Regions from separate parts of the Homo sapiens genome. Here region 1 is linked to region 2. Evidence: chromatin contacts called from ENCODE Hi-C or POLR2A ChIA-PET data. All regions are on one chromosome and are shown on one strand. Each heading gives the region's core, a stretch centred on a gene start or an enhancer-like site at or near the end of the contact. The rest is flanking DNA. Distances are from core to core; before and after follow the strand shown. Region 1 has its middle 22 kb from the start of ITGB6. Region 2 overlaps LOC105373714 (a long non-coding RNA gene).

Region 1 (4,306 bases), core at 789-3,288, 2.3 Mb after region 2:
CAAAGGGAGAGCCCTTGGAGGTCAGGCCTCCCCTGACTTTCTTCCCACTCCTCATCTCTCATTTGATCCTGGTATGAGGAGGAGGGGGCTAGAGCCAATGGAAAGTACCATCTCCAGGCTTCCAAATGGGATTGCTGGGCATATGAAATGTCAGTCCTAAGAATTTGGCTTTTCATCTGTAGGTGGTGGGAGTCTAATGAGATGAGAGCTGTGTAGTAGGAGTGAATGTGGAACTAGGGCAGGGATTTTGATGGACTGGAAATGGGTAGAGGGTATTAATGACTCTGGGCAAGGGGTGAAGTATGTGTGAGCTAGAGCAGGGCACAGGAATGGAGAGGGAGGGGCATCACTGAGATCAAAGTTGCATGACTCACTTACAGACTTACTACTATTCGATATCACATTTGCCCTTTATATTACACATAGAATCTCATATTCTCAATGAAACTTCCAGAACTGAAATCCAGAAATTAGTCTCTACTCATAGCTTATCACAGAGCCTGTCTTATCTTCCATCTAACAGCCAAGGCCGCTTATCTATCAAAATAACACTGATGATAATAATAATAGTTATTTAGCATCTACTATGCTACTATGTACCTGGTGCTGTGCTAAGCATTTTCTATACATTTAATCCCACCTGAGAATGGTTCATTTGTTAAGTTAATGTCTTTGAGCTCAAGACCCAGCCCTCCATACTCCGCTTTGTGATGTGGAAGCTGAGACTCTGCAAGTCACACTGATACTTATGCTGCCAGCTGCTTCATGTTAGGCTCTGCACATAGGGGCAACAGAGGACTGTGAGTCTTGAGGAGGGAGGACCTGTTCCTTCTTGTTTGTTTCCTGTTTTAGCAATGTCTCCCCAGCAATGCCTCCTTGCCCTGGCAGTGGGTTCATTCCAGTAGCAATAGTGGAATCTAGTTTGCTGGTTTTTCAACCGTCACGGAACCAGTCTCATCATGCCCACTCAGCAACCCTGTACAAGCCCAGCAATGTGCGTCCTCAGAGGTCTGGGTGTCAGCCCTGCAGGAAGCCTCCTCTAAGTTTCTCAGTTTTAGTAATTCCAGCTTCCTTGCCTTTGTTCTCCAGCCCTCAGGGTGGCAGCTACTTCCTGCAGTTCCCACCTCAGTGATATCTCAGATTCAGCGTTTTACCCTTCCAGTTGCCTAGTTAACAACTTTCTACCCACTCAGTGATTCTTTATGTTTAATTCTTTCTGTTGAAATAACGCGCTGTTTCTCTCTCCTGCTGCGACCCTGACTGGTGCTCTGAGGTAAATGTTACTTTTTCCCTTGTATAAATAATGTAGCCAATGCTTAGTATTATGCCCACTGTCATACTGCTAATAAGTGATTCCAGTCAGAATTCAGATCTTTCTTTTAACTCCAGAGCCCTGGTCGTAATTGCTCCCATCCCTGCTTCCTTTGGGGTCTCACGATCTTGCTCACTTTTTGTGTCTGGTGTCTGCCATCACTGGGCGACCGCTCTGGAGCAGGCCCTGCTCTTTCCCCCACCCTCTGAGTGCAGGGTGGAAGGCCCAGGGGGTGCATGCTATAGATGGCATCATTGCAGCCCTGTCGGAATCAGAGAGATGGCTGGCTGCTGCTGGTGCCCACATCCATGGTGTCATGAGTTTAGGACTTGGCACCCCAGGACCTCCTTTGCAGCCCTTGACTGAGAGCTCTCTCTGCTCAGCTTCCCCTGGCAGCTTTGGAAGAAAAGTGGGGCACCAGCGTGTGGACAGCGAGCAGCCCGGGGAGGGAACCAGGCTGGCTGGAGCGGACAGGCAGTGGGGCCTGCTGGGAACTCCTCGGTGTTTGGCTTCTCTGTTCAGGAAGGAAGCAGACACTTTAAATCTTAGTCCTCTATGGATAAAGCCATCCCAGTTTAATGTGTTTTTGCTTAGCCCCAAGCTGGAGTGTTCCTCTTCGAGCCAAACAAACAGAACAATGCAAACATTCCCTCCCCTCCGCCACCAATTTCCAGGCCTGGGAGTCTCCTGCTGATCTGATGTGGTGGCCTGTGCTGTGGGTGAGGCTGCCCTGGTGGAATGTGGGTGAAGGGTGAGCCTCAGCCCGGCTCCCTCCCAGGATTCCAGGCAGCGTGACCTAACCCTTCCCTGCACACTCCTCAGCAGAGCCTGGTGGAGGAAAAAGCCAGGCTCAGTCAGCACCAGGCCTAACCTGGCCTGCCCTCACCTCATGATCCTCCTGCCTACTCCCCCTGGCTCTGGGCCAGGGATGATCCAGCTGACACCTGGAAGGTGGTTGAGGGTGGCCTGGGAGGCAGGCAGGACCCTCATGACACTCACAGTGCCCTTGTGCCTGACTTCATAGATTTAGAGAGAGAGGCTGGAGAATCAGTTATCTACAAACAACTCAGAATTGTGAGAAGGGCCGGATTGTTCTCCGTGCTCCTGATGTTGAAAATCTTTATAAATTGAACAAGTCAAAGTGTACTGACTGCTTACAGTGTGCCACTGGCAGGAAGGTACCAGCTCAATTCAGATGTCTTGCATAGCAGGGCACTTGGGGAAACAGAATTTGTGTTGTCGACATTCGACATTGTAGATTTGTCCACTTATTACGATAGTTTCCTAGGAGATGAAGGTAAAGTGTCTTGAGGAAGGGGTGCCTTTGCCTAATTTGCATAAAGGCACCAAAGGGGCACTAGTAGTCTACTAGGACCATCCCCCTTCCTCACCCACATACCCTTGCTGTTGATTTCTGTGTATCTGTTGGTATTTGTACATAATACATACATAAAAGTTCTTGTCCCCTTCTGGAGAGGGGAATTGGGGAAGAAGCTGCCGAGGAGAAAAGTAGGGAAGATGGAAAAGCTGGCATACCTTCCACTCTCTAGCCTAGTGGTCATGGGGCCGATGGCCAAAGCAGATAAAAAACTCTTCATTGAGTCTCAGTAGTGAACTGCCTCAGGGCCCAGGGGCAGGTTGCTGGCAAAGGGGCTCTTCTCTCCTCTGCCCAGCATCCAGTACTTTTGTGGCACTGGAGAACTGCAGGCCTTGGGGACAGGCAGGAACTGTACCCTTGGCAGGAACCCTCACTACCTAAGGATGGGCAATGGCTTATGAGTGAGAAACACGGAGCCGTGGGAACTCAGAATGACATGCTACCTGGAGATTGTGGTAACGCCCTGTTTTTTTGTGGGCATATCTACGAGCCTCAAGGACATTGGAGACAGCCACCTAGCAAGAGCTGGGGGCCTGTGGGGGAAGCTGGGATCCTGCTGCTTTACATTCAGCAAATATTTAGAGAGTGTTGGGGAAGGTGGAGTTTGCTCTGTCATCTAGTGTGGTCAGGGTGGGCCTCTCATAGAAAGTGACTAACAAAGTAGCCCAACATGGGGTAGGCGTGCATTTCAGGAGGAGGAACCAGGTGGTTGCACATCAGGCTGTTCTGTGTGTCAAGAACTGCAGGCCATCCAGTGATGGTGGGGCAGTGAGTATGGGACAGGGATGCAGAGGAGGCCAGCGAAATAGTAGGAAACCAGAACCTTGAAGGTCCCAGACAGCACTGAGGTTTTCCTCTTGATGAAATGAGAGGGTTTTGAGCAAGGGAGTAACGTGGTTTGATGCGTGCAGATAAAGGCTTTTAAATCAGCAGCCATTGCAGGTTTGTTCACGGCAGTCTTTTATGGCGGTGCTATTATTATCCCCATCATAAAAGCAGGAAAGCTTTGTTTAAAGGATTTAAGAAATTTACCGAAGGTTAGCCAGAGTGGAATGGAAGTTGGGATTTGAACCCAACCTGGAGCCCTGCTTTTAATCACCAATGGATGCTCCCTCTCCATGGCTGAAAAAACTCGTCATGCTGCAAGAACCTTTTCCTTCAAGCCTAGTACTAGGTGTGACAACACCCTCCATACCTGCCAAGACCTTTCTGATCTCCCAGGGATTGACTTCACTCTGCAATCATCTTTCTTAGTGATTGGAGCACCCAACTGCTGGTGATCTCTCAGGCATGCAAATGACTTTGGCTTAAGGATCTTATCTCAATCTATAGGGAGATCCTCCTGGGATTCAGAGACCTAGTCCCATCGAGGCCTATACATCTATTTAATTAAAAACAAGTTCAAATCTTGAGGTTTGGGAAATTGCCTGCCTAGTAATGCAAATCTATAAATTCTACTTCCTGCTGCTTCCAGGCTGACTGTAAATACCCTGAAAAATCAGCCTCACTCGAAATGTTTTGGCCATTCCACTTCTGGCTCAATAGGTAGTAATAAGTAAAAATGAAAGTGGTGAGAGAAAAACTAGATGAAATTAAAACTAGCCCTTCACAGGGCT
Region 2 (4,705 bases), core at 694-3,193:
CATTTGATTAACACGTGTAGGACACGAATGAGGACTGGCAAAATTTCTAAGGTATGTTATTCATGAGTATGGGGAAATATACCCAGATACCATTGACGACAATGAGAAATGCTTTGGGAAGTGACATAGGAATGATCAGAGAAAATTATATTCTCAAGTTATCCCATAAATTCGCAGCAAGAAAGGCAGGACATAGAAAAACTAGGAAGTCTAGACAGGTTAATATCTCCTCTCTCACCAAGCAACTGAGCCCCCCTCCCCTGACCAAAAAAAGCATGAATCTCGTCACCGTACAGAGTTGGTTATTTTCCTCCTTTCTGCTTAATGGCTATGATCTTGGGCAAGTTATTGAGTATCTCTGAACCTCACTCTACTCATGGGTAAAAAAGATAATAAGGCTTACTTCAGTTTTGGGGAGTTACTGAAATAGGTGTGTAAACCAGCTGGCACTGTGATTAGGTGCTCAATGGTAGCAGTTCCACCATTATTCTTTCCATCATGGCCACTCTGCACTGTAGTCTCACCAGAGTCACATGACTTTTAAAATAAAGTGTTCCTGTGAGAGGAGCCACAAGGAGGCTGTGGAAGTGGGAGTTGATTCTTGGGTTTAAAGACTTTTTTTGGTTTGTTTTTGTTTTTGAGAGAAGGTCTTGCTCTGTTGCCTAGGCTAGAGTGCAGTGGTATGATCATAGCCCACTGCAGCCTCAACCTCCCGGGCTCAAGCAATCCTCCCACCTCAGCCTTCTGAGTAGCTGGGACTACATGTGCACCATGCCCAACTGATTTTTGTATTTTTTGTAGAGACGGGGTTTCACCACATTGCCCAGGCTGGTCTTGAGCTCCTGGACTCAACCAATCTGCCTGCCTCAGCCTCTCAAAGTGCTGGGCTTGCAGGCATGAGCCACCATGTCTGGTCTTTCTCTTTCTGTCTGTCTGGCTTGCTTGCTTGCTTGCTTGCTTGCTTGCTTGCTTGCTTGCTTGCTTGCTTCCTTTCTTCTGTTCTTCCTTTCACTGCTTCTCTTTTTTTTTTTTTTTTTTTTTGACAAACTCAGTCATAAAGTCTTTGGTGAATGAAAAAGAAAGTGAAAGATTAAAGGGAAGAGCAGTAACTGAAAAACAGGTGCCGTGGTGCACACTTGTAGTTCAAGCTACTTGGGAGGCTGAGATGGGAGGATTGCTTGGACCCAGGAGTTCGAGGTTGCAGTGAACTATGAAAAAAAAAAGATCACTGAAGATGGATCAGAAATGGCAGATTTATAGACCTATGTGAGGCAAAAAAAGAATGGAAAGAAAAGGAAGGAAGGAGGCCAGGCACAGTGGCTCATGTCTGTAATCCCAGCACTTTAGGAGGCCGAGGCTGGTGGATCATGAGGTCAGGAGATTGAGACCATCCTGGGTAACATGGTGAAACCCCATCTGTACTCAAAATACAAAAAAATTAGTCGGGTGTGGTGGTAGCGCCAGTAATCCCAGCTACTCGGGAGGCTGAGGCAGGAGAATCGCTTGAACCCGGGAGGCGGAGGTTACGGTGAGCCAAGATTGCGCCACTGCACTCCAGCCTGGGTGACAGAGTGAGACTCCCTCTCAAAAATGGAAAGGGAAAGGGAAGGGAAAGGAGAGAGGAAGGGAAGGGGGAGAGAGAGGAAGGAAGGAAGGAAGGAGGAAGGAAAGAAGAAAAAAAAAAGAGGTGATGAGCTGTAATCTCTAGTCAACAAAACCTGACTAGAATGTTGCCTGAGAACTTCTATAAAGGGTCCTGCAGGTTTTTTGAGGAATATGGGTCGGGTGGGGAGTAGCCCATCCTATGGAAATGATACTACTGTTCATATAACTGTTGCCTCTCAGCCATCTAGACTGCTGTTTGGGTGGGCGGGATGGAGAAATACTATTCTGTTAAAACTAAGAGCTTTGAAGTGGAGACAAACACAATCTGGTAGTATCACAGAGGCATTATTCACCCTGATGACTCACACTCTGGCTCCCACACAGCAGAGGCAAGAAGTAACATTAGTGACCTTGAAGATGTTGGCCAAGTATAGACCCAGCATTAAAACCTGAGTTCAAATGAACGTGTGTGTGTGTTTGTGTGTGTGTGTGTGTGTGTGTGTAGAGAGAGACAGAGACAGAAAGAGAGACTAAGAGAATACATGTTAAAGAGAATGTATGGTGAACAATTCTAAAAACCAGTATAAAAACTTCATATTGAAAGAGCTAACTCAACTAAATAATAAGTACTTACAAGGAAATAATCATTATGTGAGTGGGTCTCAGCTCAAAGCATTGATAAAGTTGTTCAGAGCGAGAACATTTAAAAGCATCATTGTTAGTGAGGAGGTAAATAGGAAACCCAGTCCCTATTCCTGGGCTCAAATCTCCCTCATCATTTCCATTCATCATGACTCTTTATGAATCCAGTTTGCTGAAAGTAATGTTTTCTGTGTTCCCAACCACACACTGCTCTATGTTCGGAGCCCTACAGACAAAATTCAAACAGATGCAGTCCCCAGGCCTTTGACAACATGCAATAGAAAGCAGACAATAATAAAAGAATGCATCGGAACCTACAGATGTGCAGGCAGCTGCACAAATGGCAAACAGAGTCATGACCTTAGACCAGATGGTCCCTGTGGCTTAGTAAAAAATTATCAACGTAGAACCCAGGCACAGTTTCAGGTTGATAGAGATAGCTAGTTCCTGGAATTGTACATTGAAACCTCAGAGAAAAATAAAAGCAAAACCAACCATGAAGTCATTTAAAGCTGACGAGAAGAGAGAACTTTAGGAGTTATGTACTAAACAGCTAGAATAGAAAGGGTTTCCAGTTACGGAGTTTGCCACATGGAAAAACCAGGGGATGATAGTGGAGCACACCATTGTAAACAGTGAAGAATCTCATTGGTCACCATGTTTGCATGGACAAAAGAAGAGGACTGGAGTGCAAGGGCTGTAGAGGATGGCTTAAAGGTAGACTTGAGACAAGTGTACTCAGAGTTTGTTTCTCGTTTAAGTTTCCAAAGGTTTTATGGTTATGTTTCGGGTTATATTTGTCCCTCAGCATTTCTTTTTTTTTTCTTTCTTTCTTTTTTTTGAGACAGAACCTCTCTGTGTTACCAGGCTGGAGTACAGATGCGCAATCCCGGCTCACTGCAACCTCCACCTCCCAGGTTCAAGCAATTCTCCTACCTCAGCCTCCCAAGTAGCTGGGACTACAGGCACATGCCACAATGCCCAGCTAATTTTTGTATTTTTAGTAGAGACAGGGTTTCACCATTTTGGCCAGGATGGTCTCGATCTCTTGACCTCGTGATCTGCCCACCTCGGCCTCCCAAAGTGCTGAAATTACAGGCATGAGCCACTGCACCCGGCCCTATTTTTTTTTTAAAGTGTTTACCTTTCATGGGTGCATATAATAGTTACAGGAAGTAAGGTGTGGTTTACTCAGAATTCATAACTATAATTAAAACAACAACAACAAAAAACCTCTTAGGATCTTTTCTCTGCAATTAACAGTAGCCCAACTCAAAATAGCCTAAGGAGAAAAGAGACTATCATAAGAAAATCCATGTGTTTCCCAGACTCCAAGAACTGGAATGTAGGTGGGTCGCACTTAACCACACTTAAATACCACAAGCACTCTCTGTCCATCTTTTGTCTTTGTTTTGCCAGTTGGCTTCCTTCTTTGCTTGCTGCCAGCTAACCTGCTGTAGTGTTCATGCGTGCACATGGGAAACACAACTGCCAATAGGCCACATCTTATGTTTCTTCCTTTTCAAACAGCAGCAAGATTGACCTGAGTCTTAGTCTAATTCCAAACTCCTGGGAAAGGGTTAAGATTGATCCCATTTGGGTCAGGTAGCCACCCCTGAATGAATTAATGGTAGCCACTGGGTCACAATGTATTAACTCAGCTCCCATCGCTGCCATATTTGTAAACATGTGGAGGGGACAGTTCCTAGGAAAGAATGGTACTGACTAGACAAAGGGTATTTATGTATCAAGATGCTTTGGGCTGGGTATTTATTATGTCACATAACAAAAAGTCTTGCCTGCAATTTAATGAGTCTGAGATTCAAGTCAATGCAATTTAACCAGTACTTATTGAGCACCTACTAAGTGCCAGGCACTGTTTTTGGTGCTGGTGATGTATGAGTGAATAAAGCAGGCAATAATCTCTGCCTTCAGGGAGCGTATATTCTATGGTTGGTTAATTCAGTGACTCAGGAGCATTAACAAGTTCTCAGATTTTTTGTTTGTTTGTTTTAACTCTGCCAACCCCAGCAAGTCAGCTATAACAATCCCTGACAAAAGAAATTGAACCAAGACACACAAAGTTTTAGTAACTTACCTAAGGTCACACAAGAGCCTATGAAGGAATCATGAGACCAGACTCTTAACTGAAATACAGTGCTGGTTTTTTGGCTCTGGGGCTGGAGAAGGACCCAGCTTTCCTGAAGCATGTGGCTACCTGATGCCTGAACAAAATCAGGGGTCTATGACCCAAGAATAGGTGGGGATGGCTTCTAGAGGGGAAACTACCATGACTTCTATAGCCTGCTGCACTGGGACCAATGTATCTTTAAATCTGAGAATTGACTGAGTTGGTAAAAACCACTTTATTTATAGTTAGAAGCTCTCCCTGAGGTCGTGGTTAGGAGATCAGGATAGAACTGGAGGTGGCTTACGCAGAATACAAGGGGCTTGTAAA

The links. Hi-C counts contacts between places; a loop is a spot of excess contacts on that map. ChIA-PET counts read pairs that join two places held with the same protein, here RNA polymerase II (POLR2A). Pooled maps may share reads with other maps.
Region 1: a pooled map shows a loop between it and region 2 (3-fold over the local background). The contact joins two enhancer-like sites. A Hi-C loop is called at or near these places in 1 of 37 single-sample maps with no recorded cell type and 2 of 50 pooled maps. POLR2A ChIA-PET finds 5 or more read pairs at or near these places in 1 of 52 experiments (CD4-positive, alpha-beta T cell).

What each region holds. Positions count from the first base shown.
Region 1 is chr2:160,219,838-160,224,143 of GRCh38, forward strand. No RefSeq gene overlaps it. Among named protein-coding and RNA genes, the nearest start is that of ITGB6, 22 kb to the left of the region's middle. RefSeq lists an enhancer at 4,122-4,291. Within about 2 kb of position 2,039, at least 20 of the 41 ENCODE cell types and tissues checked have a DNase peak (open chromatin) inside an H3K27ac peak, as active enhancers do.
Region 2 is chr2:157,896,773-157,901,477 of GRCh38, forward strand. All of the region lies in intron 1 of LOC105373714 (a long non-coding RNA gene), which reads left to right. Among named protein-coding and RNA genes, the nearest start is that of ACVR1, 23 kb to the left of the region's middle. Within about 2 kb of position 1,944, at least 6 of the 41 ENCODE cell types and tissues checked have a DNase peak (open chromatin) inside an H3K27ac peak, as active enhancers do.